2 separate regions of the Homo sapiens genome follow, and region 1 is linked to region 2. Evidence: read pairs that join two places in POLR2A ChIA-PET (ENCODE). Cell type or tissue: Caco-2. All regions are shown on one strand. Each heading gives the region's core, and the rest is flanking DNA. Links, peaks and the distances in the headings are about the cores only. Region 1 overlaps DNAJC1 (DnaJ heat shock protein family (Hsp40) member C1). Region 2 has its middle 27 kb from the start of LINC02643.

What was found. ChIA-PET counts read pairs that join two places held together with the same protein. Peaks named below come from ENCODE experiments on the same cell type or tissue, not always from the same donor. Only the 100,000 strongest peaks of a DNase experiment are listed, where the experiment ranks them.
Region 1: POLR2A ChIA-PET joins it to region 2 with 8 read pairs; 2 of 35 experiments call an interaction of 5 or more read pairs at or near these places.

Annotation. Positions count from the first base shown.
Region 1 is chr10:21,955,657-21,971,748 of GRCh38, forward strand. The region is part of intron 1 of DNAJC1 (DnaJ heat shock protein family (Hsp40) member C1); the gene reads right to left. Among named protein-coding and RNA genes, the nearest start is that of DNAJC1, 40 kb to the right of the region's middle. In Caco-2, for the core only: no CTCF peak of the experiment used is centred there; no DNase peak of the experiment used is centred there.
Region 2 is chr10:21,392,182-21,408,273 of GRCh38, forward strand. It overlaps the pseudogene MRM3P1 and the pseudogene LOC100420467. Among named protein-coding and RNA genes, the nearest start is that of LINC02643, 27 kb to the left of the region's middle. RefSeq lists an enhancer at 10,905-11,444. In Caco-2, for the core only: no CTCF peak of the experiment used is centred there; a DNase peak (open chromatin) is centred at 7,630.

The sequences.
Region 1 (16,092 bases), core at 8,266-10,765, 570 kb after region 2:
AGAACACTTAAAATCTATCGTATTTTATTAAAATTTTATCAAACAATATTTTGTTTTTTACTAAGTTTTTTAAAAACCAAATTTTAGGAAAAGCATTTTCTTTTTGACATTAGCATCTCCATATGCTTACGCTTATAAAGTAAGCTATTTTCACATATTGTGTTATGTTCTCTCCCACATGCTAACATAGAAAATAACAAATTCATGTGTCTTTGTCCATCTGTTTTGCATTGTTGTAACAGAATATGTAGATGTAATACCTTGATTCTTAAAAACTACTTTAAAAAATTTAAAGAAAAAACTTATTTTACCTTCGAATTCTTTTCATGTCAGTATATACAGGCCAATCTCATTATCTTTGTATTGTGATGCTCTAACAATACCCGAGACTGCGTAATTTATAAAGAACAGAGATTTATTTCTTACAGCTCTGGAGGTTGAGGAGTCCAAAGTCAAAGGGCCCACTTCTGGCAAGAGCCTTTCGCTGCATCATCCCATGGCAGAACACAGAGGGCAAGAGAGCACGAGGGACAAAGAAGGGAAGAGGGCTGAACTTATCCTTTTACCAGGAACCCACCCCAATAACTAACCATCTCCCACCATAACTGCACTAACACTTTCATGAGGGTAGAGCCTTCATGACCTAATCACCTTTTAAAAGTCTCACCTCAACACTGTTGCATTAGGGATTAAGTTTCCAACACATAAACTTTCGGAAATACATTTACATCATACTATCATGACAAAAATAACTGTGTCTAATTAGAAAAAAATTATTAATTAACCATAGGTTTGAAAGTTAATAGATTAAATAAGAGGACACTAGAGGTATTATTTTCAAGAGTGCTGCTTATATATACACATATAAATTTATGTACATACACATAAATACACATACATATATAAATACATATTTATGTACATATATAAACATATGTATATAAATTATATAAATATAATTTTTATTTATATATAAAACACCTCTCCCATTACCACAATGGGCCAAGCCACTATAATTTTTTGCCTGGATCATTACAAAATCTAACATATCTCCCAGCTTCAGACCCTACCTGGCACCTTGCCTCAACAGTCTATTTTCAGCACAGCAGCCAGATTAAAACAAAAAACAGATGCAGTTAAAAGCCTCCAACAGTTTATACATAACACACACACACACACACACACACACACACACACAAGTAGGTGTAAATTTTTCTTTTCAGACAATTCTTATTTCTAGATTTTTTTTTTTTTTTTTGAGACAGAGTTTTGCTCTGTCGCCCAGGCTACAGTGCAGCGATCTCGGCTCGCTGCAACCTCCGCCTCCCGGGTTCAAGTGATTCTCCTGCCTCAGCCCCCCAAGGAACTGGGATTACAGGTACCCGCCACCGCACCTGACTAATTTTTGTATTTTTAGTAGAGACAGGGTTTCACCATCTTGGCCAGGCTGGTCTTGAACTCCTGACCTCGTGATCCACCCGCCTCGGCCTCCCAAAGTGCTGGGATTACAGGTGTGAGCCACTGCGCCTGACCAGAATTCTTTGTAATAACTTTAACCATATGTATTTTGCCAATCCCTGATTATAGCACTGTTTCTTATTTCTGATTATTCAGAAACCCTTTAAAGAAAGCATGGAAGAATAAAGCCTCCTCTATTCACTTAACTTTATCATTAATACTTTCATTGTCATCTTAATTCTTTTCCTCTATTATCCTATTTGTTTTTACTGCTGTAAATAAATTGTACATATTATATTGTACCTTCCTTTTGTCAGTATATATAAAAGTTTCCATTTTACTTCATAAATTTAATAAAGTAATGTTTATGTTTATGGTCAAGTAATGTTATAGCTCCACTGAGTTAATTTAGTATAATCTACTTACCCATTCATATTTGATCTTTGCAATAGTTCTGTACTATATCAAATTGGCAACTAAACATTTTTCATGTGTTTACTTTCTTCTCTATCACCACGGCCATTATTTAGGCTTTACTCATCTTTTTTCCTTTTCAGTTATTTAGTCTCTTTATACTTTGCTTTCTGTCAATTACACAAGTAACACATGAATAAATAAATACATACATTCTTCTTCAAAGCCTCATTCTCTCAACAGAAGTAATTATCATCAGTTTGGTACATATACTTCTCAATATTTTTTTAAAAATGTGCTTACTTTCATATATGTGTACATGTAGAAATGTTCCACTTTCTTTAAGTGATGGTACATTAAGTGACGGCAAACTTAATGTACTATTATTAAGCAAAATACCTTTCTTATATTAAAACAGGCTCATAATACCTGCTTCTGTCCATTCACATATTTCTCTACTGGGCTTTACTGTAATATTCAGTTTCATATAAGATATGCTACCTAACACTGGTTTTACCAAGGATTTGGCTTTTTATTAGAAGCATATAATTGAGAATACCATTGTATTAAATATATACTATTTTAAAACAGAAACATATAAGTAGAAACCTGAAACTAAAACTATAATGGAGTTAAAAAGTTCAACCAAAATTTCTCCATATAATACTAATAAAATTTTAATCCAAATGATTGAGAAATGAAGGTTTTTTTCTTTCTTTCTGGTATTTATGTATTTTTAACAGCTTTATTTAAGTATAATTTACAAACCATAAGAGTCACCTGTTTTAAGTGTTTAGTGATTTTTAGTACATTTATATAGTTCTGCAACATCACGATAATCTAGTTTTAGAATATTTCCATCAACCCAAAAAGATTCCTTGTACCTGTCTCCACAGATTTGTCTTTTTTTTTTTTTTTGAGACGGAGTCTCGTTCTGTTGCCCAGGCTGGAGTGCAGTGGCGCGATCTCGGTCACTGCAACCTCCGCCTCCTGGGCTCAAGCGATTCTCCTTCCTCAGCCTTCTCAGTAGCTAGGACTACAGTGCGTGCCACCACGCCCAGCTAATTTTTCGTATTTTTAGTAGAGACGGGGTTTCACCGTGTTAGCCAGGACAGTCTCGATCTCCTCACCTCGTGATCCACCTGCCTCGGCCTCCCAAAGTGCTGGGATTACAGGAGTGAGCCACCGCGCCTGGCCCAGATTTGCCTTTTCTAGGCATTTCATATAAATGGAAGGGATGAGGTTTTTCTGATATATTTAAACGTCAGATTTGGCAGAAAAAAAAATCACTATTTTTTTTGCAGAAAAATTTTGCTGTTGAACTTCTTTCTAAAAGTTATTAACATGCTTTGTTCATTTGGTAAGAACATTTTGAATATAACAGAGCTCCTTCTCCTTCTTTACTTCCTACCCTTCCTTCTCTTCCTTTTACCAGTTTATGCTCTTTTAATATTTAACAATCTTTACTCTCAACAGCCCGGTTTCTCAGTACAGAATGCATGGAAGGTATGAGGAATTGGCCTTTCTAGTTCAACTCCACTAAATATCCTGATAGTTTAACAGGAAAACAAAACACCAAGAAATCCAACATACTGAACTTTTTTCTTTTTTTCTGAGATGGAGTCTCGCTCGGTTACCTAGGCTAGGATGCAGTGGTGAGACCTTGGCTTGCTGCAACCTCTGCCTTCCGGGTTCAAGCAATTCTCTTGCCTTAGCCTCCTGAGTAGCTGGGATTACAGGTGTCTGCCACCAGGCCCGGCTAATTTTTTTTGTATTTTTAATAGAGACGGGGTTTCACCATGTTGGCCAGGCTGGTTTTGAACTCCTGACCTCAAGTGATCTGCCTGCCTCAGCCTCCCAAAGTGCTAGGAGTACAGGTATGAGCTACTGCGCCCAGCCACACTGAACATATTATATCCTCGAGATGTTTTAGTTTCTCCTGAATGTGGAATACATTTTTAAAACACTGATGAGAAATCCGGCCAAGCACTGTGGCTCATGCCTGTGATCCCAGCACTTTGGGAAGCCATGCAGATCACCTGAGGTCAGGAGTTTGAGACCAGCCTGGCCAAAATGGTGAAACTCTGTCTCTACTGAAAATACAAAAATGAGCTGAGCTTGGTGGCAGGTGCCTGTAGTCCCAGCTACCCGGGAGGCCAAGGCAGGAGAATCACTTGGACCTGGGAGGCAGAGGTTGCAGTGAGCCGGGATAGTGCCGCTTCACTTCAGCCTAGGCGACAGAGGGAGACTCCATCTCAAAAAAAACAAAAACAAAAAAAAAAAAAAGAAGAGAGAAATCCATTTTATACAGATCTCCTAAAATCTGTAATGTTATCTCCAAATGTAACTCCATCTCCCAAAAATTTTGGTGTCACTTTTGACTCCTCTTTCTCTCACAGTCCACATTCAATTCATTAATAAGTCTTGTTGGGTCTACTATCAAAAGCATACTCAGAATCTGAATACTAACACCCTTACCATTACCACAATGGGCCAAGCCACTATGATTTTTTGCCTGGATTATTACAAAATCTAACGTATCTCCCAACTTCAGCCCCTGCCTGGCACCTTCTCTTAACAGTCTATTTTCAGCACAGCATAGAGATTAAAACAAAAAACAGATGCAGTTAAAAGCCTCCAATGGTTTTCCATTTTACTCAGATCAAAAGCCAAACTCCTTAGTGGTTATCTTAGGAATTACAATTAACATCTTAAACTTGTAACAACCTAGTTTAATTTAATCTAGATAACCACTAAGAAAATAACAGGAAAGAACAGAATCAAAATAGTACACCATTTAAAAAATCAACTAAATACAAAAACAGGCAGTAATTGAAGAATTCGGGAATAAAAACATGTAAGATATAGAAAACAAACAGCATTAAAGGAAACAATCAAGAAAGTGACAACTAAGGCCGGGTGCCTATTATCACAGCACTTTAGGAGACTGAGATAGGAGCATTACTTGAGCCCAGGAGTTAAAGACCAGCCTGGCCCACATAGTGAGACCTTGTCCCGACAAAAAAATTACAGATATTAGCCAAGCATGGTACTTGGAGGCTGAAGTGGGAGGATCACTTGAGCCCTGGAGGTTGAGGCTGCAGTAAGCCAAAGTTGCACTGCTGCACTCCAGCCCAGAGGACAGAGGGAAGACCCTGCCTCCAAACAAACAGTGAAAACTACAGAAGGAGAAAAATATTTGCAAATCATATGTCTGGTAAGGAGTTAATATCCAGAATACATAAAGAACTCCTACAACTCAACAACAAAAAGACAAACAATCCAATTAAAAAATAGGCAAAGGCACCGTGGCACATGTATACATATGTAAGAAACCTGCACGTTCTGCACATGCATTCCAGAACTTAAAGTAAAATTTCAAAAAAATGGGCAAAGGATTTTAATAGATATTTCTCCACAGAAGATAATACAATAGCCATGAAGTATATGAAAATATGCCATCATTAGCCATTAAGGAAATGCAAATCAAAGCCACAATATATACCACTTCACAACTACAATCATTATAATTTTTAAAAAGGAAAATAATGTGTTTTTGAGGATGTGGAGAAATTTGAGCCTTTATACATTGGTAGTGGGCTCCAACAGTGCAACTGCTTGTGAAAAACAGTAAGATAGTTCCTCAAAAAGTTAAACACTGAATTACCATATGATCTGGCAATTCCATTTCTAGGTATATACCCAAAAGAACTGAAGGCATAAACTGAAACAGATACTCGTACATCATCGTTCACAGCAGCATTATTCACAATAGCCAAAGGTGAAAGCAACCCAAATGTTCATCAACAGATAAATGGATAAACAAAATGCAGTATATACATACAATGGCTATGATTTATCTATAAAAAGGATTGAGGTACTGACACACACTACAGCAAAGATGAACCTTGAAAACATTATACTAAGTGAAATAAGCCAGATACAAAAGGACAAATATTGTTATGATTCCACTTATAAGAAATATCTAGAATAGGCAAATCCATAGAGACAGAAAGTGGATTGGAGGTTACCAGGGGTTGGTGTGGGGGAAGGGGAAAAGGGTGGTTATTGCTTAAAGGGTACAGTTTCTGTTTGGAGTGATGAGAAAATTTTGGAAATTTTGGATAGGTAATAGTTGCACAGCATTATAATTGTACTTAATAGCACTGAATTGTATACTTAAAATGGGTAAAATGGTAAATTTTTGTTATACACATTTTACTTTTGTTTTTTAAAGCCAAAGTTCTTACAATCACATCACATCCTCCAAAGTCTTTTAAATGGCATCTGAAGTCACTGGGACCTGACGCCTCATTATCTCTCTGAACTCATATCCCATCACTTTTCCTCTAACTTTCTCCACACTCAGGCCTCCCTCATGTTCCCTGAACACTTTGGGCATATCATCATGGCCTCTGCATTTGCTGATCCTTCTGCCTGAAATGGTCCTCCCCCTTATCTTCATTACTCACATCCTCCCTCCTTCAGGTCTTTGCTCAAATATTGCCCTCTCAGTGAGGAGTCCTTTGTCTACCCTTATCTAAAACTGCAGTCTCTTGCACCACACTTCCTATCCCTCTTCTCTGCTGTATTTTTCTCCATAGAATTGTAACTAGTACATAATACATATTTTTTATTTACACTTATTCTCTTCCACTAGAATGTAAACACAATAAGGGCAGACATTTTGTCTGTTTTGTTTAATGCTGTGCCCCTAAAACAGTGCCAGGCACATAGTAAGCAACCAATAAATAATTGTGAATTAATGTATAGTAATTTATTCAAAATTCCAACATAAGACTTTTGACCAATTATTAAGACTTGCCACTTCTTAAAGCTTCTTCAAAATTGGAGATGGCTCTATTTTTACTCTAAACTCTAAATTCTATTCTATCCATCTAGGATGCAATTAAAACTTGCTATTTTATTGCTTTTTTTTTTTTTTTTTTTTTTTGAGACAGTTATCTCACTCTGTCACCCAGGCTGGAGTGCAGTGGCACCAACACATGGTTCACTGCAGCCCTGACCTCCTGGGCTCAAATGATCCTTCCACCTCAGCCTCCTGAGTAGCCGGGACCACAGGTGCATGCCACCACGCTCAGCTAATTTTTTTTCTTTTTCTTTTTTTTTTTTTTTGTAGAGACAGGTTATTGCCGTGTTGCCCAGGCGGGTCTTGAACTCCACCATGCCTGGCCTGACTTTTTTCGTGTGTTATGTTGCATTTAGCATTGAAAATCATTCCTACTGTCCCTGCACATTATTTAAAATTTCCCTATTCATTTTAACAGATGAGAAAAAGTAAAATATTGAAAAAGATCATATAACAATTAAACGGGAAAACCAGGTTTCTAATTTCTAATGTAATTTTCTCTGTAGGAACTTATCCTCTGTTTTCTTGTTTTAAAATAATATGGTTTAAACTGATATAAGAATTAGAATAAGCAGTTCCCTCATTTAATTCAGTATTTCATGAAGAACAATCAGTTGGTTGAAAGACATTCAGTTTTGTTCAAGTGACCAAAGAACATCCTACTTGCTCCTAAGAACCCGTTTCTTTGTGGTTCTTCCTGATAACCATAAAGAAAGAGAATAATATCATATAGCAGGTAAAAGTCAATTTAATCAAATACACTTTATAAAAACAAGTACACAGAAATATGCATATGTCTCACTAACTACAGCTATTTATAATTAGTACAGCTATTTAGAATTAGCTCCACGCTCAGTACATAATTTGAATCCCAAACTTACCAAGGTTTTCACCAAAAGTAAAAGCTGCTAAGCGTTAACACTGTAACACCTACTTGAGATAACTGAAGAACAGTTTTACATGCAAGGTGTGTAAGGAAAATAGAATATACTTTTGGTAAAAGATTATAAAAAGGCATGAAAATGTGGATTTTTCTTGCCTAGATTAAAGGGTTAAAAGATTGTTTTAAGTTAGATAGAATAAAGCTGAAGGTTTGAACAAGTTGTGGAAGGTTTACAAAGAAAACTATTATGTAAAAATCTGCTTTACATAATTATGAACACTTATGCATAAAAGGAAGTGCTACTGAGTAGTGCAGTCTATGCCTTACTTCTAAGTACTCACTGGGTCCAACCATATTAATTTATTTCCATATCTTGACTTCTGATCTTTTTGCGTCTTTGTATTTTAAGTATGTCTCTTATAAACAGCGTACATTAATTTTGTCATTTATTTTTTCATTGGCTCAATTTTTGTCTTTAGATAATTTTATTCATTTCCATTTAATGTGTTTATTGATATACATGAATTTTTTCTACCTATTTATTTTATCAGGGTCTTTTTGCTTTTTTGTTTCTATTTCTTTCCTTTCCTTTCTTGACTTTATTTATTTACTGCCTTTATTTATTTTAGAATGAGTGTTTTCTGTTTATTTGTTTTCCTAAACTCTTAGGGACCACAGGCCTTAGGGCATTCTTTCCCCACCCCTACTCCCCACACATTTTTGGAAGTCATATGCTCTATTTAGTGGCTACTCTAGTTAATTTGAAATGCATATTAAATTTAACAAAGTTGTCTAAAGTTAATTAATGGTAAATTTTTGAAAAGAAAATTTTTGAAAAGACATGGTATATTTCTGAAAAATATAAAAACCTTAGAATATTTGAACTCTGATGACTCTCATCAAACATATACCATTGCTACCCCAAATTTTATTTTATTATTTTATTTTTTTTAGACAGGGTCTCACTCTGACACTCAGGATGGAGTGCAGTGGCACGATCTCGGCCCACTGCAACCTCCACCTCCCGGGCTGAAGCAATCCTCCCACCTTAGCCTCCCCAGTAGCTGGGGCTACAGGCACACGCCACCATGCCTGGCTAATTTTTTTGTATTTTTAGAAGGGGTTTTGCCATGTTGTCCAGGCTGGTCTTGAACTCCTGGGTACAAGCCATCTGCCAGCCTTGGTCTCCCACAGTGCTGGGATTACAGGCATGAGCCACCATGCCCAGATTCAAAATTTTAATTTTATCCTATTTACCATCTTTACAAATTAAGTATTTCTCTCATACAATGTTTGCTTAGGATTTATCTATATATTATTATATTTATTCACTATTCAACGTTACATCTCAAACTTTGCATCTGCTAATCATTTTCCTTCTCCCTGAAGTTTAGTCTTTGGTATTTGCTTCAGAAAAAGTCTGTTGGTTTTTTTTTTTTTTTAATTCTGTTTTTGTTGTTTTTCAGGAACTGTCTTCATTGTGTTCTTTTTCTTGAAAGGCAGCTTCACTTGGCATAGAATTCTAGAATTCCAGTATTGAGGTTATTTTCCTCAATGCCCTGAAGACAATACACTCTTTTTCTTCACTGCTGCTATGGAAAAGTCATCAATCTATAATTTCTTTGTAGATAATCTGTCTTTTCTCTTTGACTGTTTTCAAAAATTTCTCCCTCTCTTCTGCATTTTTATTATGTTTCTGTTGATGGTTCATTTAGCTTCTTGAAAATACTGTATTGTATAACAATTCTCAAAAATATCTCAGTCACTATCTTTCAATCTTGCCACTTCTTAGTTCTTACTATTAATATTATACAACTTCCATAACTCCAATTAGATATATCTTTTATCTCTCACATTTTCTATATCTCAGTCCCTCATGTCTGCATCTCTTTGTTATCTCAAGATAATTCAAGATAATTTTTTCTGTTTTCTCTTTCAGTTCACTAACTCTCTTTTCAGCTGAGTCTAATCTGCTGTCTAGTCTATTTTGTATTTTATAAAACTTCTTACTTTGAAATAATTTTAGACTTACAGAAAAATTGTGAATATAGTACAGTTTCCATATATCCTTACCTCAGCTTTCCTGAAACTTAACCATACTACAAGTACTAAAACCAGGAAACTCACATTGATGCAATACTACTGTCAGAGGCATTCTAACCAGAGTGACTCCATTTTAAGTGAGGGCTAGGAAAATGAAGCTGGGACTTGCTGGGCTGCATTCCCAGAAAATTAGGCATTCCTAGCCTCTAGATGTTTACATTTAAGGGAACAAATTAACAATGTTTACTAAACAAACTCAGACTTGGGAGTGTCCAGATATCCTGATATCTGGAGAACAAAGTCATTCCTAATTTTGCTTTAAAGATAATAATATCAATTTTGCAAAATATAGTAATTAAGACAATTAACCCTTTAACACAAACCCTTGTAGCAGAACACACCTCCCCATATATACGAGTATATACCTAGGGTGGACGCGTTCCTCCTATTTTTGGAAATGTCCTACTCTGTTTATGTAGTAGCTGTACTTTCACCACTTTACTTTGTTAATAAACTTGCTTTAACTTTGCACTGCAGACTCGCCCTGAATTCTTTCTTGCACAAGATCCAAGAACCCTCTCATGGGGTCTGGATCAGGTACCCCTTTCCTGTAACACTATTATCTAGAGACTTTGTCTAAGATCACTGCATTTGGTTTTCAGATCTCTGTGGATACTTCCAATTTGTGACAGTTCTTCAGTCTTTCTTGTGTTTCTTGATCTTGACACTTCTAAAGAGTACCAGTGAGTTAGTTGTGAAATGTCCCATAGTTTGGGTTTGCCTGACATTTTCTCATGATTAAATTTAGGTTACGCTTTTTTGGGGTCAAGACAACCATGTAAGTTATATTGTACCCATCTCTGTGCATCCTATTGGGGGTAAATATGCTGATATATGTTCTTACTGGTAATACTAACACTGTTCACTTGGTTAAAGTGGTATTTGCCAAGTTTCTTCCCTATGAAGTTACCATTTTTCCCTATATAATTAATACTTATTCTGTGGGAATACTTACTAAGTATTCTGGGCATACTTTTACCAACTAATTTGAGCATCCATTGATAATTCTTGTCTGTAACAGTAAATGCTGGGGTGTTTATCTAGTGGTGATTTTTTTTTTTATCATCATCAGTCTTAACCTTTGTTAACTGGGATTCTACTGTTAAAAAAAAAGCTGTGCCTTCTCCCCTACTTGTTTGGTTATTTATTTATGTAGGTATAAATTCATGGATATTTATTTTATCCTACAGGTTAAAATCCCTTACTATCGTCATTCTGTTATCTAAGTTGTCCCAGATTTGGCCACTGAGAGATCCTCCAAGCTAACTACTGAGTTCTTTTGCCCACCTCTTTCTTCTTCTTCTTTTTTTTTTTTTTTGAGGTGGAGTTTTACACTTGTTGCCCAGGCTGGAGTGCAATGGCGCGATCTTGGCTCACTGCAACTTCCGCCTCCTGGATTCAAACAATTCTCCTGCCTCAGCCTCCCGAGTAGCTGGGATTACAGGCACGTGCCACCACACCCAGCTCATATTTTGTATTTTGGGTAGATACAGCATTTCACCACGTTGCCCAGGCTGGTCTCGAACTCCTGACCTTAGGTGATCCACCTGCCTCGGCCTCCCAAAGTGCTGGGATTATAGGTTGTGAGCCACTGCACCCGGCCTTGCCCACCTTTTTCTTCTTCTTCTTCTTTTTTTTTTTTTTTTACAGTATCTCTCAAAATTTTTTACAGTCTTACTGAAATATAATTTACACACAATTCACCTATTTTAAGTGTACAACTTTTAACAAATGTATTTAGCTGTGCAACGTTCATCACAATCCAGTTTTAGAATACTTTCATCACTCCAAAAGTTCTATAATGTCTATCTGCAGTCAATCCCGGTTCCAATACCCAACTGCAGGCAAACATTGATTTACTTTCTGTGTCTTTAGTTTTACCTTTTCTAGAAATTTCATACAATATGCAGTCTTATGTGTCTGGCTGTTTCATTTAGCACAATGTTTTTGAGGTTCATCCATACCATCACATGTATCAGTTCTTCCCTTTTTTTAAATTGCCAAGCAATATTCTTTTAAGCACTTCCTTACTTTCTTGCACCACAGTGTTCTAGGATCATCCTCTGTTTTTCCTGTCCCAGACCTGGAACCAACCAACCATTTCTCTAGGCATCCCTATTTACCCATTGAGTTTTTATTTCAATTCCCTTTTTCATATTTAGAAGTACTATTTGGTTCCTTTTAAATCTGTTTGGCTGTTCTTTAAAAGGTATCAGTTAGGATATAGGCTAAGACCCTGTAACAAAGAGATCCTAAAATACATGGCTTAAATATGATAGAAAATGATTTCCTTCTCAAGTAATAGTCTAGAAATAAGCTGTGTAGAGCTGGTGAGGCAGGTCAACACATACTTCAATCTCTGGGTCCAAATTCTGCGGACTCGAGTTTTCATCAATTATCAGTACACAAGAAGAGGACACAGGTAGGGGGCAGTACTCATGTATTGCTTTTTAAGGCAAAACACAAAGGTGTCACACATGACTTCTATTCACAATCCACTGCCAAAACCTCAGAGGCCATACCAACGTTCAAGGAAAGTTAGTACATGTTGTTTCCAGCTTGACAGCCATATATCTATACAACTTATTAACTTCTAAAATAATAGATCAGTCACTTAGTCTCAAGTTTCTAAAATGAGCCTTCATACAATCCTACCCTTTATTGACAGATATTTGAATAGTTTTATATTACATCAATAAAGTTCAATTAAAACATTTTCCAGGATTTTCACTCAGCCATTTGCAATGGATTATTTACATTTATCAGTATCTTTTCCTCTCTACAAGTTACCACTTTCTCAAAGTAAAAGGATTAAACAAGTAAAAGAATACATAAGGAGTTCAACAATAAAAGTACACTGCTATAAAGCCTAATATAAACTATTAGCTAACATTTGTTAAGCAGTGTATTTTACATATATAATTTCATTGAAACCTCACAATCACCTTATAAGATAAGGGCTTCTTATCTCATAGGTGAGAAAACTAAGGATTAGAGACCTTATGTTACCCAAGATCGTAAAATTGGTATTACGGCAACCCAACTTTGAGTTCCTAGCCACTATGCTTTAAAAGTGAGTATTTTCTCCATACTTTAAATTCTCTAAATTCATGACATATCTTTTTTTTTTTTTTCTTTTTTGAGACGGAGTCTCACTCTGTCACCCAGGCTGGAGTGCAGTGGCACGACGATCTCGGCTCACTGCAAGCTCTGCCTCCCAGGTTCACGCCATTCTCCTGCCTCAGCCTCCCAAGTAGCTGAGACTACAAGCATCCGCCACCACGCCCGGCTAATTTTTTGTATTTTTAGTAGAGACAGGGTTTCACCGTGTTAGCCAGGATGGTCTCAATCTCCTGACCTCGTGATCTGCCCACCTAGGCCCTGCAAAGTGCTGGGATTACAGGGGTGAGCCACCACACCCAGCCAACATATCTTGAAATTGATGGCATATTACAAACGCTGCTGCAGCAATAATAAGTGGCAATAACAAGGCAGCTGTCATTCCCTGTTTGTGCACAAAACCTGTAGTATTTGAGTTGGAAGAAAATCCTAGGAGCCTGGGCACAGTGGCTCATGCCTGTAATCCCAGCACTTTGGGCCAGGCTGAGGTGGACGGATCACTTGAGGTCAGGAATTCGAGACCAGCCTGGCCAACATGGTGAAACCCCGTATCTACTAAAAATTTAAAAATTAGGTGGGTGTTGCAGCACATGCCTGTAATCCCAGCTACTCAGGAGGCTGAGGCAGGATAATTGCTTGAACCCGGGAGGCAGAGGTTGCAGTGAACCAAGATTGCACCACTGTACGCCAACCTGGGCAATAGAGCGAGACTCCATTTCAAAAAAAAAAAAAAAAAAAAGGAGGAAAATCCTAGGGACAAAGAGTTGGAATAATCCTTTAACTCCTAAAATCCAAACGACTGTGAAGAGAGGATGAGGGCGGGGGATATCAGACATATTTAGCAACATTTCCAAAATAGGTATAAAAAATAAATTAACTCATCATAATTGCAAAGTGGCTTACGAATTCAGCACCAGTGGTTCTTGATTCTCTTCAGAAATACTGCATAGAGAAAGACTGCATGTAGAAAAACTGAACACCAATGACTGAGTCAAAAAGTGATTCAAATGAGTCGGACTCTGAGTGTAAAGAATGTTAGCAATTCCTTAGCCAGTTGATTTCACAATGTATTTTCATTTTCAGGTATGTACAAGCGTTATAAATAATATAATCTATGTCTTAGTAATTCCGATAGGGTTATTTTAACAAATATAAAAATTCTAAATTTTAAAAAGCATTGGCAGTATGTTTTCTTTTTAAGTAGTACATAAAATAATGGTTCAGCCAACTATGAATAGCAGGAACAGTGATTACTCTATGATTCACTATACAGCACCTTATGATTGGTATTATATCTCAAGAATATAACATCAATGAAATCATATTCCCACCCCCAACCCCATCTTCTGACCATGAGTTTATGCATTATGTAGGATGGAAATGTGGTGATTAACCCATTTTGTCACTTGGCACTTTCCCAATTTTTTCAGATTCATAAAGTATATTTATCTGCTGAGTTTCCAATTTATTCAGTTCCTGATTTTCTTTACACCTTAACCTACATATAGTTTGTAAGACTGAGAACTAAAAATGTTTCAAGTATTTAAGTTACTTTCTTAAATTAACCTTTTAACAATTTATTTGTATTAGCATTTCTCACTACTCAGCATTTTGGTGTTTCTAAGTTTTCTTGACTGGAAAAAATTATTACAAACACAAAGTTAAAAATAATGTAATTCAGATTTATATTAACATAATTTTGTACTATCTAATAAAAGTGGAACGAACACTATACATTTGGTAAATTCTCTGTGTCCTTCCAAATTGTATCATTCTGAAAGCTGAATTATCTAATAAATTAATACTCTCATTTTCATCTTGTCCTAAGTTGTTAAAGGAGGTCAACAGTAGAAAACAACAAAGATTCCACATTTCTTAACAGGTATTAAAATATGACTTTAAAAAAACCAAAAAATTTAAAAATAGCACTGGAACCAGAAACCAAATAGAAGCAGGAAATTCTCAGTTACAAGACAGGCTAATAAACATTTTTAAATTAAGGATTTGAAATTTATCAAGAGGGGAGAAAATACTTGCAATCCTGTTCAAATATTTGTTACTGTCCTTCTATAATGAATGTTTTCCTTTGTAGACCTTGACAAACTCTTTCCCAGGTCAGCATCTCTATCTAAAGGTGATAGACCAAAGATTTATTTTCAGACATGGACCATAATGGAATACAGAGTTGACTTGATGCATGCTGTGCTACTCCCACAAAAATATTCCTGAAATTATTTTCTCAGGCATAGTTAGTATGTTCTCTGATTATGGTATGAAAAAAAAGATCAAATTGTTAGCCAAAGAGTTCTTTAATCATACCCTAATTTTTCTATATTTCTAATCTCTTACATGCCTTTTATTCCATCTGATAGTTTTGAAATATACCTTCTAAACTTTCCCCCTCCTTATTGAGGTCTAGTTGACAGTTAAATACTGCATATATTTAAGTTATACTACTTGATGATCTGATATATGTATACACTATGAAATAGTCACCGCAATCAAGCTAATTAATACATCAATCACCTTACATAAGTATCTTTTAACATTTTTTTTTGGTTTCTAAACTTTTATACCATACTGAATAAAATAGTATTTTAGTTTTTCCTGATATGACACTGGACACATAAGTATATATGAGTATATATAATAACTATCTAATCTTACATGTAGCATAACACCTTTGAACTTATAATTTCTCTAGAGATATTTAGGAAACCAATGACTGCTAGTGAATAGTTCCCTTTTAACATTAGATTTGGCTGATCAACAATTCAGTAATAGCTGGCAATGAAATAAATAATTATTTAGATATCTTCTATTTATGTCAAGTAACGAATTGTTTATCTTAACATATTTTACCTTTAGAAGTTAAAATCATTACAAAGAGACATATCTTATTCTTCTCTTTGTTATGTATTTATAATGACCAACTTAAGAGAAGTTTTAAGTCCTATGAGAAATCAAAAAAGCAACTGAAAACAGAATTTGAAGAATCTTTTAGTAAGAAATACTTGCTTAGAATAAATGATACATGAAAAACAGGGACAATTTTTTAAGCTCCTTCCTTTGAGAAACATAAAATATGCTGTACTTTAAAAAAATAATAATTTGTCACAACAAATTTCTGCTCATGTCAGAAACTCTTCTAAAACTTATTTTGAAAATATTCTGAAATGAGAAGTTTGACATCATAATTCAAATTACTTCTGCTAAAACTGTCATTAAAACTAAAGAGCAAATG
Region 2 (16,092 bases), core at 6,538-9,037:
CCATGACTGGGTGAGAGATCTAACATGCTTTATTATACTCCTTCCTTTTTGGAGCTTAGATGCAACAACTACCCAGCATTAATGTTAAAATAGAGATCTTAAGACTAACAGAATAGACTCTTTGTGGCCAATAAGATACCAAATTATAAACAGAACTTAAGGCAATGAAAGGCAAGGGTGAAGTCTCATCTGCAGTCCATCAATCTTGCTAAACAGGTCATTTTTTATTTTTTTGAGACCGAGTCTCACTCCATCATCCAGGCTGGAGTGCAGTGGCGCAATCTCAGCTCACTGCAGTCTCCACCTCCCAGGCCCAATCAATTCTTCCACCTCAGCCTCCCAAGTGCTGTGACTACAAGTGTACACCACAACACCTGGCTAGTTTTTGCATTTCTTTGCAGAGGTGGGGTTTTGTCATGTTGCCCAGGCTGGTCTCAACTCCTGAGCTCAAACAATTCACCTTCCTTGGCCACCTAAAGTGCTGGGATTACAGGCATGAGCCACCGTGCCTGGCCCTAAACAGGTCATTTTTGACCCAGGATATTGTGGCTGATTCTGACACAGCACCCTCATCTTAAGCATTTCTTTCTGCCAGCTCCAAGTTTTAGGCAGAGCCTTATTCCTTTAACTAATTGCAAATTAAATAATCTCTGGGCCAGGCACAGTGGCTCATGCCTGTAATCCTTGCACTTTGGGAGGCTGAGGGGGTTGGATCGCTTGAGGTCAGGAGTTTGAGACCAGCCTGGACAACATGGCAAAACACCATCTCTACAAAAAAATACAAAAAATCAGACAGCTATGGTGGCACGTGACTGTAATCCCAGCTTCTGAGGAGGCTCAGGCAGGAGGATTGCTTGAGCAAGGGAGGCGGAGGTTACAGTGAGCCGTGATGGCGCCACTGCACTCCAGCCTGGGTGACAGAGTGAGACCCTATCTCAAAAAAAAAAAAAAAAAGAAGAAGAAGAAGAAGAATCTCTGAATTCGCCTATAACCTCTAAGACCCCTCCTTCAAGATATCCTGTCTTTTGGGGCTCAACCAATGTATGCCTTTCATGTATTGATGTATGGCTTTGCCTGTAACTCCTACATCTCTGAAATGTGTAAACCAAACTGTAATTCAGTTGTCCCAGGACCACATACTCAAGGCTTCTTGGGTTGTGTCTTCCCCAGGCCACAGTCACTCCTATTGGTTCACAATAAACCTCTTTAAAATATTTAAGAGTCTGGTTTTTCTGTTAACAGAGCCAAGTGAAACAGAGCAAAGTAAAAATTATAACAGTGAGAAAATTATGGCCGGATGTGGTGGCTCACGCCTGTAATCCTAGCATTTTGGGAGGCTGAGACGGGCAGATCACCAGGTCAGGAGATCGAGACCATCCTGGCTAACACGGTGAAACCCCGTCTCTATTAAAAATACGAAAAATTAGCCGGGCATGGTGGCGGGTGCCTGTAGTCCCAGCTACTCGGGAGGCTGAGGCAGGAGAATGGCGTGAACCCGGGAGGCGGAGCTTGCAGTGAGCCGAGATCGCGCCACTGCACTCCAGCCTGGGTGACAGAGCGAGACTCTGTCTCAAAAAAATTAAAAAAAAGAAAAGAAAATTATGACAGTGAAAGAGACCTGACTTGACCAACCCCAAGCTATCCCTGTTCATTTCTGGTCGTAGGCCAAACTAACTTTGGGAGGAATTTAGTTTAGAGTTTAACTTTGAAACTAAGGCGATAACTGACCTTTCCTGAAACAAATCCGCTTCTTGCCTGGGGACCAGACTCCTTTTGTGAGACTAAAAAATTAGCCACAAGATTATAAATTATGGTTTAGTTTAAGAGCCAAGCAGCCGGGTCTCAGGGAAGATGGTGACGCTGGTGAAACCCGCGCAGTTTGTTGTGCCACCGTTGCTGCAGGTGGTCCAGACTTGGAACCTTGACACAAGGCCCAGGGTCTGGGCGCTGCGGCGGAGCCCAGTGAAAGTGGCGTTTCCTTCCGGAGAGGTGGGGGAACGGAAGCGCGCTCCCGGGAAGCAGCCCGGCAAGGCAGCATCTGAGGCCAGTGCCCATGAGCTACGAGAGACACAGCCGCTTGAGGTGTCCCCATCCCACACTCCCAGCACCTGGGAAGAGTCTGGACTTCGCTACAATAACGTTTTTCCCGGGGACAGGAGGCTGAGCGGTGTAATGACAATAGTAAAGTCCAGGCCATTTCAGGAAAAACAAGGGTAGATACTGCTGGAAGGTCGCAGGCTCATTGCAGAAGCTCTCAAGGCTGGAGCTGTGCCAAACATTTCTTCTTTAGCCGTCTAGAATACCTAAAGGGGCTGCCAGTCGATAAGCTGAAAAGTGTCAGCCTCATTAAGGTGAAATTTGGGGAGATCAAGGATTGGTCCGACCTAGTAACACCACAAGGAATAATGGGTCAGTGATTACATGGTGTGTCTTAAGGTGTGGAGACCTAGGATTAATTGCTCATACTTGTCTTAGGACAGCAGATTTCATTGAAATGAAATTCAAAATGTTACAATTAGAAAAATATAATTATCAAAGCTGTGTATCTTACAGCATTTTAAATGGAAATTGAAACCCGTTTTTCACTATCATTTGGATTATGGCTCCTTATAGTCTCTAGGAAGAACCACTATTCCTCGAACCTTATATTTTTTAGATTACTTCTTCAACTTTTTATGTCAGATTAAAAATTAAGAAAATGTTTACTAAAAGATTTAGCCCTTCATTTTTGCAAAACCTCTGCCCATGTGGTGATAACTGTCAATAAACTCCTTATTCTAGAAGCAGATCTAAGAAGTGAGGTACAAGCCACAATTTATTGCCCTGTTTAGCCCAATAAACAAAGAACCTTGTCTTCTAAAAAAAAAAAAAAAAAAAAAAAAAAAAAAAAAAAGAGTCGTCCAGCCACAAGATTCCGAACCTCCCCAATTGCTCCTAGGGATAACATCACTATTGCAAAACCTAAGATTGGTGCTTAAGGTGTTTTCTAGGCCCTGCATTCTCATGCACCAACTGGCACTACCCAGACCAGTAATCTGGCTCAACCAGTTCTCCAATGCCACCTAGGAACACAAGGCAGCAAGAAGAACCCACTTCAAACCCCTATGATTTTTATCTCCAAACCAACCAATTAGCACTCCCCACTCCCTGGTCCCCTCCCTGCCAAATTATCCTTAAAAACCACAGTCTCCAAATTTTCAGGGAGACTGATTTGAGTAATAAAACTCCAGTCTTCCACTTAACCAGCTCTGTGTGAATTAAACTCTTTCTCTATTGCAATTCCCCTGTCTTAATACATTGGCTCTATCTGGGAAACAGGCAAGGAACCTGTTGGGCAACTATAAAAGTTCTCAACTAGAAGGCTCTGACACTCAAGGAGTTGGTCTCTAACACTTTTTCTTTTTTTTTTTTTTTTTTTTTGAAACGGAGTCTCGTTCTGTCGCCCAGGCTGGAGTGCAGTGGCGCGACCTCGGCTCACTGCAACCTCCGCCTCCCGGGTTCACGCCATTCTCCCGCCTCAGCCTCCCCAGCAGCTGGGACTACAGGCGCCCACCACCACCCTAGGGGAATTTTTTTGTATTTTTAGTAGAGACGGAGATTCACCGTGTTAGCCAGGATGGTCTCGATCTCCTGACCTCGTGATCTGCCCGCCTCGCCCTCCCAAAGTGCTAGGATTACAGGCGTGAGCCACCATGCCCGGCCAGGTCTCTAGCACTTTTTCTAAATATTTCCCTATTTAAAAAATAAATGAGGCTGGGCGCAGTGGCTTATGCCTGTAATCCCAGCACTTTGGGAGGCCCAGACGGGCGGATCACCAGGTCAGGAGATCGAGACCATCCTGGCTAAAATGGTGAAACCCCGTCTCTACTATCTCTACTAAAAATACAAAAAATTAGCCAGGCATGGCGGCGTGCACCTGTAGTCCCAGCCACTCAGGAGGCTGAGGCAGGAGAATGGCGTGAACCCGGGAGGCGGAGGTTGCAGTGAGCCAAGATCGTGCCACTGCACTCCAGCCTGGGTGACAGAGCGAGACTCCCTCTCAAAAAAAAAAAAAAAAAAAAAAAAAAGTAAAAATAGAAAAATAAATGAGAGAAGAGCCTAACTTTACTAACTAACTGTAACTTTACTCTCATCTTGCTTATTTGCATTTCAACAAGCTGTCTTGGTGTCTGAGAAAGGCAGGAAATCTCAGCTTTGGCAAAAAATTACATATAATGGGCAGCATACTTTTTTTTTTTTTTTTTTGAGATGGAGTCTTGCTCTTGTCGCCCAGGCTGGAGTGCAATGGCACAATTTCGGCTCACTGCAACCTCTGCCTCCTGGGTTCAAGCGATTCTCCTGCCTCAGCCTCCCGAGCAGCTGGGATGACAGGCACCCACCACCATGCCGGGCTAATTTTTGTATTTTTAGTAGAGACGGGGTTTCACCATGTTGGCCAGGCTGGTCTCGGACTCCTGACCTCATGATCCGCCGGCCTTGGCCTCCCAAAGCGTTGGGATTACAGGTGTGAGCCACCGCTCCTGGCCAGGCAGCGTATCTTCTATCTATAGCAGGAAGTTATCCCAAGGGTGCACATCGTTTTTATATGTGTCACTGTCTCAAAAGCTTATATGCACGTGGCTTTCACCTCTACACAAAATAGGAGTTTTTATGTTTCCAAGCACATAGTAGATATGAAGGAAGCTTTTTGAGCTCCTATAAGAAAAAGGCACCATGCAATTTAAAAGATATTAGTACTAAGATAGAACAGAGACTCCTGTTAGTGGCCTGCAGGCCTCCACAAGCATGGAAAGAAAGAAAATCTTGAATTCCTTCAAGGGAAATTCCAGGTGCCTAGCCAGCCCTGAGAAATAAATAAACAACTTGATAAGCAAGAAGAAGGGAATAGTAACTTAAAGCAACAGCCAAGGAAGCTAGAATCATGGGATGTCTGCTTCCCTATGGAAACTAAAGATAACATCTTTTTTTGTTTGTTTTTTTTTGAGATGGAGTCTCCCTCTGTTGCCCAGGCTGGAGTGCAGTGGACCATCTCAACTCACTGCAGCCTCTGCCTCCTAGGTTCAAGCTATTCTCCTGCCTCAGCCACCCGTGTAGCTGGGATTAGAGGCATGCACCACCACACCAAGCTAATTTTTGTATTTTTAGTACAGACGGGGTTTTGCCATGTTGCCCAGGCTGGTCTCAAACTCCTGGCCTCAAGTGATCCACCTGCCTCAGCCTCCCAAAGTGTTGGGATTACAGGCGTGAGCCACTGAGCCCAGCCACCCCTGCCTTAAAAAACCCTTACCTGCAAGGTCAGGATTTAAGCATAAGCTGCCTGATCCTCCTTGCTTGGTAACCTGCAGATAAACACCTTCTTTCTTCCCACTGCAAACGTCGGTGTGGATATCTGGTCTTATCGTGTCAGGCAAGCAGACCCCATCTAGCTTCAATAACAGTACTGATGATCATCTCAGGTGGCCTTTTACAAATACATACCTGGCATCCTAATTTTTCAGAAAGATTTGAGGAGTCTTTTTGGAGAGTAGAGGGGTATAGGGTGTGTATTTGTATGTGTGCAATTTTCATTTCAACTGCATGGATTCACACAACATAAAACACGGGCATGAAAAGGACCCCAGTGAATGTTACAGACACCAGCACCTGCCACACGGTCTTGGGACACATGGAAATAATTCATGAAAATAATCAAGCAGGCCAGGCACGGTGGCTCACGCCTGTAATCCCAGCAGTTTGGGAGGCCGAAGCGGGCAGATCACCTGAGGACAGGAGTTTGAGACCAGCCTGACCAACATGATGAAACCCAATCTCTACTAAAAAATACAAAAATTAGCCAGGCATGGTGGCAGGCACCTGTAATCCCAGCTACTAGGGAGGCTGAAGCAGGAGAATTGCTTGAACCTGGGAGGCAGAGGTTGCAGTGAGCCGAGATCGCACCATTGCACTCCAGCCTGGGCAACAGAGCAAGACTCTGTCTCAAAAAAAAAAAAGAAGAAGAGAAAATAATCAAGCGGTTTCACCCCTTGTATCTGTTCAGTAGACCCTCCCTCTCTTTAAAATTATACTGGATGTGGCCAGGTGTGATGGCTAACGCCTGTAATCCCAGCACTTTGGGCAGCCGAGGCAGGTGGATTGCTTGAGGCCAGGAGTTTGAGACCAGCCTGGCCAACATGGTGAAACCCCATCTCTACCAAAAATACAAAAAATTAGTCTTGCGTGGTGGTGGGCGTCTGTAATCTCAGCTACTCAGGAGGACAAAGCAGGAGAATTGCTTGAACCTGGGACGTGGAGGTTACCATGAGCTGAGATCATGCCATTGCACTCCAGCCTGGACAACAAGAGCGAAACTTCATCTAAAAAAAAAAAAAAAAAACCCAATAACTTATGGAAAATAAAATTTAAAAAAATAGAAAAATAAAAAAATAAAGATTGTACTGGATGTAACTAGGACAAGTGATCTCTTTCATCCTACCTCACCAAAGAAGGCCCCTTAGCTGCATAAACTTGTTTAATGAATGAATCACCAAGATGATTAATCAAGGGATAGGAATGACAGTGGTTCCAAATGTGCCTCTATTTTTTGATAGCATGAGAATATCCCTGGCTAAGTAAAAGGGTAGTTGTAACTACTGTTGTAAATCACACTGACTTTTAGCAGGTTGTTTAAAGCAGGATGGAAAGTTCAGCCAGTCCAAGCACCAGGCTAGTCCTCTATTCCACACCTCATAAAATGAACCTAAGGTACCTTTGTAAGAAAGCAGCATAGACCATACAATGCCAGAGTCCCTGGGGAAGAGAGAAAATGTGAAAAGCAAACTATAGGCTTTAAAAAATGCAAATCCAGCTTATGTTTGGATTCAACTATTTTAAAATATGTCCTCTTAGCCCACTAGCCACTCCACTTGGAAGGAGACGTAATTTATGTCTAAGGAGTGGCAGAATTCATTCAGAATCATCATCTTCTAATTCAGCCTCGTGGCTCTAAAAATTGCCTCTGGGTACTTGCCTAAAATAACTTTTAGAGTCTGTACTCCAATAAAGAGTCCTTTGCTGAAACTTGGATCAAATGCTCATTTATTACCCTTACCTCTTTATCAATTAAAAAACATGTTATAAAAGCACATTCTTTATAAGAGGAAAGACATAGAAGTTATTCTCTTTGCTATGCTCACAGTACAATTTTTCCAAAATGAAAGGAAACATGTGTCCAGGGTGGGGAAAATGTGCTGGTGTCATGCGGCGGCTCTATGAAATATTACTACCTGATCAGAATCAGACAGAAACCAATGGGTAGGGGGTAACAACTTCCCTTTGCAAGCATCAGCTCTGTATGCGGTGGAGGTAAAAGTGATTAAGAGACTGAGCCAAGAACTAGAAAATCATATTTTTATTCAATGTTTAAAACTCAACTTTCTCTAGGTACAAGGAATCTCCATCTGTTTTAGAATTGGGATGATCACAAAGGTGCTGGCTGAAATGGTTTATTCCTAAAGCTCCTCTTCTTGAAAAAATATTTATTTAACAGATCAAAGCCTGTGAGCCCATCATCAGCTTTCCATTCTTCTCAGCACACAGCTATTGTGGACCCAGCCGGCTTCCAAATATAGGCATGGAGACATATGATGTCACAGTCTGGCATGCAAAGCTCCCCAACCCCACACATGCATGCACTCATAAAGAATGCAAACGTCTCTTAAAACCGTGCACTTAAACATGTTTTGTAAGGTTCTGTGGTTGCATCCCCAGAGATGGAAGTCAAGGAAAACCTGTTCTGCAGATGGAAAAAAGAGGTTATAGCAGAGAGGTCTACTCTCCTTAATCAGTAGTTTCTGGTCTCTAAAAGCAATGAGCCAGCCAAAGAACAAATGAAAAAAGAAATCTATTGACTAGAAACCCCTTTAAAAGAGGTCTTGGCTGGGTGCAGTGGCTCATGCCTGTAATCCCAGCACTTTGGGAGGCTGAGGCAGGCGGATCACGAGGTCAGGAGATCGAGACCATCCTGGCCAACATGGTGTAACCCCGTCTGTACTGAAAATACAAAAATTAGCTGGGTGTGGTGGTGCGTTCCTGTAATCCCAGCTACTCAGGAGGCTGAGACAGGAGAATAGCTTGAACCAGGGAGTCGGAGGTTGCAGTGAGCAGAGATCGTGCCACTGCACTCCAGCCTGACAACAGAGCAAGACTACATCTAAAAAAAAAAAAAAAAAAAAAAGAGAGAGAGATCTTATATTAAATCTCTGATCCATCTAAAACAGCAACATTCTGTTGTGTTAGACTCAGCATAGCTTTGTCCTTCAAGGGGAGACAGTCCATCAGTAAACACATAATTCTGAGTGACACCTATGTGCCTCTTGCTACAACTAGGGTTGAGGGCTAGATGTCAGAGAAGTTGAGGTTTCTATATGTAGAAAGTCTGCAGTCTAGCTTGGAAGGTGCCTTAGCCCATTCAGGCTGCCACAACAAAATACCATAGACAGGATAATTTATAAACAACAGACATGTATTTACTTATTTATCCACTTATTTTTATTTTTACTTTTATTTTTATTTTTGAGACAGTCTCACTCTGTCACCCAGGCTGGAGTGCAGTGGCGCAATCTCGGCTCACTACAACCTCCACCTCCCGGGTTCAAGCGATTCTCCTGCCTCAGCCTCCTGATTAGATGGGATTACAGGCATCTGCCACAATACCTGGCTAATTTTTGTATTTTTAGTAGAGACAGGGGTTTCACCATGTTGGCCAGGCTGGTCTTGAACTCCTGACCTCAAGTGATTCTTCCACCTCGGCCTCCCAAAGTGCTGGAATTACAGGAGTGAGCCACGGCACCTGGCCTAGTTATTTATTTATTTAGAGACAAAGAGTCTCACTCTGTCACCCAGGTTAGGGGGCAGTGGCATAATCACAGCTCACTGCAGCCTCAAACTCCCAGGTGCCAATGACCCTCCTCATCCTCCCAAGTAGCTGGGATCACAGTCACGTGCTACCACACTCAGCTAACTTCTTAATTTTTGTTGTGATGGGGGTCTTATCATATTGCCCAGGCTGATCTCAAACTTCTAGGCTCAAGTAATCCTTCCACTTTGGCCTCCCAAAGTGCTGGGATTGCAGGTGTGAGTCACTGAGCCTGGCCTATTTCTTCTTCTTCTTCTCCTTTTTTTATTTTGAGATGGGGTTTCACTCTGTTGCCCAGAGTGGAATAGAGTGGTTGAGTCACAGCTCACTGCAGCCTTGAACTCCTGGGCTCATGTAATCCTCCCACCTCAGCCTACTGGGTTGCTGGGACTATAGATATGCACCACTACACTTGGCTAATTTTTTACTTTTTTGTAGAGAAAGTTCTCGCTATGTGGCCCAAGTGGGCCTCAAATTCCTGGGGTCAAGTGATCCTCCTACCCCCACCTCCCGAAGTGCTGGGACTACAGGTGTGAGCCACTGCGACTGGCCCAGAGATTTATTTCTCATGGTTCTGGAGGTGGGGGAGTCCCAGACTGAGGTGCTGGCAGATTCAGTGTCTGGCGAGAGCCCTCTTCCTGGCTCATAGACAGAGCCTTCTCACTGTGTCCTCACATAGGGGAAGGGGCCAGCAAGCTCTCCAGGGTCTCTTTTATAAGGGCACTCATACCATTCATGAGGGCCCCACTCCCATGACCTAATCACCTCCCAAAGGCACCACCTCCTAATATCCTAATACTATCACCTTGGGGGTTAGTATTTCAATATATGAGTTTCGAGGAGACAGAAACATTCAGACCATAACAGGAAGCATAAGGAATATGTGAAATAATTAACAAACGATGCCATATAATATATAATAAAATGTAGAACTGCGAACCAGGCGTGGTGGCTCCTGTCTGTAATCCCAGCACTTTGGAAGGCTGAGACAAGTGGATCACTTGAGCCCAGGAGTTCGAGGCTGCATGCAGTGAGTTATGATGGCAACACTGCACTCTAGCCTGGGTGACAGAACAAGATACTGTCTCTAAAAAAAAAAAAAAAAAAAAAGAGTGTAAATGTGAGCATCACAAGTGTTGCAGATTCCACTGGGGTGTGTTGCAGGTTGGGTTCCTCAGGAAGCCGACTCTGGGGAGGAGATCGGAGCACAGGAATTTACCAGGGAGGGCTCTCAGGGCCAACGCCTGTTGGGAAAATGAAGGACTCAGGACCGGCCAGATGGAGCTGAGCGGCCTGCTGTGGCAAGCTCTGAAGCTGGGATGTCCCTTTAAAACTGTCCCACGCTGGGCCTATAGACAGCTCCACACATTCCTGCCACTCATTGAATGCCCAAGCAGGAGCGTGACATGGGACAAAAGTGACTCCTTGGGCAGAGGCCATTCCCAGGCCACCGCTGAACACTGATGGCTCCCACCCGGCCAACAGCACACCCAGCAGCTGGGGATATAAGTTCTCCATCCTTGAAGGAGAAATCTGGGCAGCACGGCACAGCATCTGCAGGAGAATGGCTCCACACCACAATCTCCCCACTCTGGGAAAGGCCCTCCATGGCCCCAGCCCCCACACCCACCTCTCCCTGCCTGCATCCAGAGAGGTGCCTCATTTCTAGAGGCAATCACCTGACTCAAGCTTAAACATTCCAGTTTTCTCCTGGGACTTGAAACTTGGCATGGATACAGAAAGTAGCAGTTATTGAAGCAGACTTGGTGCCCTGAAGAGAAAGTCTAAATGTTTCTGCAGCTGAAATCCCTGGAGGTTCTCTCTTGCCGCCAACTGGAAGCCAGGGTTCTGGTTCTCCCTTCAGTTCTGTGAGGAGCCGCGGGGCCTTCCCAGGAAATATGTGTTTTGGCCCATATCCCAGAACTGGATTTTATGGGTTGCAAAAAAGACTACCCTAATTAATAAACAAGGATTACAAGGAGGACTAAAGAATCTATTATGATGTGACTTTCATATGTGTCATGTCTAGGACTCCTTCAACACTCTCAGTCCCATGAAGGCAAGGACCAGCCTGCCTTATTTACTCTGAGGTTCTCACTAAGCATGGTGATTGACATAGCATAAGCATCTAGCAAATTTGTTCAGTGTTGGTACTCAGAAACCAAATACCCCAAAATACATCACATTGACATACTGAAAAAGAAGTCTCAAGTTCTCTCTGGCCTCCCCCAACCACCACGACCATCTCTTCCAAAGAGTTAAAAGTTCCTTTATCTGCCTAAGATCCAGGCCCATCAAGAAGAACAATTGTTTTTTCTTCCGCTCCCTGTAAGACCAAGAATGTAACCACACCTGAACCACCCTATCACTGTCAAAGAGAAGTATTTACAAGTTAATCTCTGTTCCCAGATCCATTTATTCTCCCTAGTAATCCCCTCAAAGAATTCCACTTCTACCCTCTTCCATAATCTGTTTTATCCCTGAAACAGCCTGGTTGTCTGGAGTAACACCCCAAGTTCCTTGTCCCATGGCCACAGAGAACAAGGACGCAGACACACAAAGAGTAAGGTTGAGATTGAAAGCATAGTAAGCGAAAGAAAGAGAATAGCTCTTTGCTACAGAGGGGGGTTCCCAGAAAATGCTGGATCTGCAGTGAAATGCAGGGGGGTGTATTGATGAGCTGGTGAGGAGGTGACGTCTGATTTACATAGGGTGCAAAAAACTGGTTAGACTGGGTGTGCCATTTGCATAGGGCACGAATTTCTGGTAGCCCCGCCCTAATCTTTTATTATGCAGGCAGGTCCTCTGCCTGAGCTGCACCATGTTGCCCATTCATTTACTGTACATGTGGTAACCAAAAAAAGGGAAGATGGAACCTCCGTGCTGGACATGCCTGGCCCCCAGGTAGCCCTTTTCTATTGGCACAGTTGCTGGCATTCCCCTGTGCAAGCTTGCAGCTTCCTTGTTCATGTTTGCAGCTCAATTTCTTAGGCTGCTCTTTGTTAGAAATGATTTTGGGGGCTGCTTTTTGTTGTAAGGGACACTCTGCTGAGGACTCTGTTGCCCTCACTATCTGCCTTAATAATTTATTTCTACCTCCAGGATCCAAACCCCCTTTCTTTCTGTAGCCCTAAGATGGTATATAAACTTTTGTACCTCACTATTGGGTTGAGTCTTCATTCTGAACGCTCCCGTGTATACACATTAAATAAATTTGTACGCCTTTTCTCCCATTACTCAATCTCCCCCAGGTCAGTGATTTTTTTTCAGCGAACCTTTAGGGAGTGCCACAGACCTTGGCCCTCACATCAGTGAATGAATGAATGGATGAGAGCAGAGGGCCTCAGCATAGATTGGGATTATAAAAAGGCTCCATGAAGGAGATGGAACTGGATCTGGCATTACATGTGTTGATTTTAAATAGTCAAAATCTGTAACTTAAAGAGGTTTATTCTGAGCCAGATATGAATTATTATAACCTGGGGCCCAGTCCCAAGAGGTTCTAAGAACATGTGCCCAAGGTGGTGGGGTTATAGCTTGGTTTTATATATTTTAGGGAGACAGAAGTTACAGGCAAAAACGTAAATCAATACATGGAAAGTACACATTGGTTTGGCCCAGGAAGGCAGGTCATTTGAAGGGGAAATGCTTACAGGTCATGGTTGGATTCAAAGACTTTCTGACTGGCCATTGGTTGAAAGAGTTAAGTGTTGCCTAAAGAGTTGAAGTCAGAAGGCCAGGTGCGGTGGCTCACGCCTGTAATCCCAGTACTTTGGGAGATCACAAGGTCAGGAGTTTGAGACCAGCCTGGCCAACATGGTGAAACCCCATCTCTACTAAAGATACAAAAAATTAGCCGGGCATGGTGGTGCACGCCTGCAATCCAAGCTACTCAGGAGGCTGAGGCAGGAGAATCGCTTGAACCCAGGAGGCGGAGGTTGCAGTGAGCCAAGACTGTGCCATTGCACTCCAGCCTGGGTGACAGGGTGAGACTCCATCTCAGAAAAAAAAGAGTTGAAGTCAGAAAGAAATGCTTAAGTTAAGATAAGAGAGGTTGTGGAAGCCAAGGTTCTTGTTACGTACACGAAACCTCTAAGTAGCAGGCTTCAGAGAGAATAGATGGTAAATGTCTGCTTTTGGATCTTAAAAGGTGTCAGAGTCTCAGTTAAATCTCCCTTCAATCAGGAAAAGACCTAGTAAGGAAAGGAGATTCTCTACAGAATGTGAATTTACCCCCACAAGAGATGGCTTTGCAGAGCCATTCCAAAATATGTCAAAGAAATATACTTTTGAGCCAGGCGAGGTGGCTCACGCCTGTAATCCCAGCACTTTGGGAGGCTGAGGCAGGTGGATCACTTGAGGTCAGGAGTTCAAGACCAGCCCAGCCAACATGGTGAAAGCCTGTTTCCACTAAAAACACAAAAATTACCTGGGCATGGTGGTGTGCACCTGTAATCCCAGCTACTCAGGAGGCTGAGGTAGGAAAATCGCTTAAACCCAAGGGACAAAAGTTGCAGTGAGACAAGATCATGCCACTGCACTCCAGCCTGGGTAACAAAGTGAAACTTTGTCTCAAAAAAAAAAAAAAAGAAGAAGAAGAAGAAAAGAAACATACTTGTGATACCCAATGGCTGGGCTCCGGGCTAAACCCATCCTTAATCTTGAAACCATGGCCCTAAGTGAAAACAGCTGGCCCGGTTTTTCCACCCAAATGTTGCTTTTTTTGGCCTGCCATGCCCCTATCCTGTGCCCATAAAAAGACTTCAGCTGGCAGAGCAACACATATGGCTGACCAGTGGGGACGCAAGTTGCTGAGCATTGGAGACTACGGATAGACACAGCTAACTTCAAACAGTGTGGCTTCAGGGAAAGATCACCTTCTCCCCACACCATCCCCTTTCCAACTCCCCATTCCACTGAGAGCCACATCCATTGCCCATTAAAACCCTCCACATACACCACCCTTCGATCCATTCCAGTGACCTGATTTTTCCCGGACAGCAGACAAGAACCCAGGCGCTGAGAGTGCAGGGGCTTGGATGCCGTAGGGAGTTGCACAGAGCCTGCTCCCGCCAGACAGGAGTGACCAGCCGGTTCTAGCTTCGTTCCCTCCAGTTCCCGCATTTGCTTGCTCACATGCTCCCTCTCACAAGCAGTGGCCAGGAGCAGGCTGAGTGAAAGGAGTCACTCCAGTTCCCACCCCTGAAGGGGGTCTAGGTCAAGGGAACTAGCCTGTCTCACTTTGGAATAAAATACTTTGATTTCTTCTAAGGCTTGTTGTTATCTGTCTTGTGATGCTATACCAGAGTCAAGTTGGAATTTGTTACCTTATTGCTACAAAGAGTCTGTTTTGTCAGTCTTATGATCTTTATTTTAATGTTAATGTGGTCAATTATGTTTCAACTCCAAAAGGGAGAAGGTATAATGAGGCATGTCCAACTTCCCTTCCCGTCATGGCCTGAGCTAGTTTTTTATGTTTCTTTGGAATCCCCTTGGCCAAGAGGGGAGTCCATTTAGTCACTTGGAGGACTTAGTATTTTATTTTTGGTTTACACATGAAAGAATATAGCTAAACAGAGAAAGGGAACCTGCCAGGAAGCAAGTGGCATGAAAAAAAAGAGCAAAGGAGGCCAGCCTCCTGGCAGTGGAGGGTGTGAATTTCGGGATTAGGTCAGATTGTACAGACTACTGAAACCCATAGAGAGCAAGGTAGATTTCGTGTAGAGGGAAGACATTGCTAAGTCACTGTTCAAAGGAGAACTGGATTCCTCATCAGCTTCCTTTCTCCTACTGAAAAGTCAGACTGAGAGAGAATCTCATGCCAAAACCTGTTAGAAATTTCCACCCGTTGTTATTGCCAGTGGAATTAAGTTAAGAAAAATCTAACCAGAGCCAGACCGAAAAAAGTGATAAGACACGTCACACCTCCCTCTGAGTCTACTTCCTGTCTCAGAGACGGAGGGTGTGTGGCTACCAAAATACTGAATAATAAACTGTGAAACAGCCAGAGTAAGATCCCCACGTGTAGCCCATCTCTCCACCAGAAAACTCAGGGAAAGAAAGAAGGCTGGGGAGCAGTGAGGCCCTGCCTCCTGTGAGGCTTAAACTCCACAGGAAAAATTCTATAAGTTGTAGGGGACCAAAAGTATGCACCCCACAATGACTGTAGACGACTAAAATATGCCACCCAAAAAAAATGCCTCTTTGGCATAAGGATGAGTTTGAGAAACTACAAACCCAAGAGATGTTCTGAAAACAGTAGAAGTTACCCTTTTGTAAGGGAAATTTACATCTGTAAAGGGAATCTCCATTTTTAAGGATATCTTCCTGTACAAGAAAGAGAAGGATGACTCTTAATCACAAGAGACTCTTATCACTGTGAGATGGGATTATTCCCTTGACCTTGACCCCCTTTGTGGGCAGGAACTAGAGTGGCTCGTTTCACCAAGCCTGCAGTCCATGGACAGCTAAGTGTTAACAGCTCAGTGAATGGTGAGGGTGAGAGCCTCCCGCACCTGCCCTTTTTGACACCTGAGTTCTTGTTCAGTGTCCAGGAAGAATCAGGTCACATGAACTGTTTGAAAGATGATGAACGTGGAGGACTTTACTGAATAGTGAAAGTGGCTCTCAGTGGAAGGGGAGCTGGAAAGGAGACAGTGCGGGAAGAAGGTGATCTTTCCCTGCAGTCCAGCTGTCTCTGGCCAGGCTCCCCTCTGAAACTGCACTGTCTGAAGTTAGCCGCATTTAACCATCGTCTCCAACACTCAGTTGCTTCTCTACTCACCATTCAGCAGCTTGCATCCCTGAGGCTCAGCAGCTTATATCCTTGCTGGTCAGCTGCCTGTTTTGTCTTTTCTTTTTTTTTTTTTTTTTTTTCTGCCAGCTGCTCTGGTTTTTATGGGCACAGGATAGGGGGCAGGATAGGCCAAAAAGGCAATCATTTGGGTGAAAAATGGGGCCGAGTTTCCAGGCTTGAGGGTGGAATTTAGCCAGGAGCCCAGCCCTTCTGTATCAGGGTCAGCTGTTTTCACTTAGGGTCGAATTGAGGTTCCAGGTTTGAGGATGGAGTTCAGTCAGAAGCCCAGACATTCTACATTAACTGGAGGAGGCATCAACCTAAATCTGCATAACAAGCTTTTCTCTTATTTACCATAATTTTTCTGATCACATCCCCATAAGCCTTTCCCTGCACTGTTTCT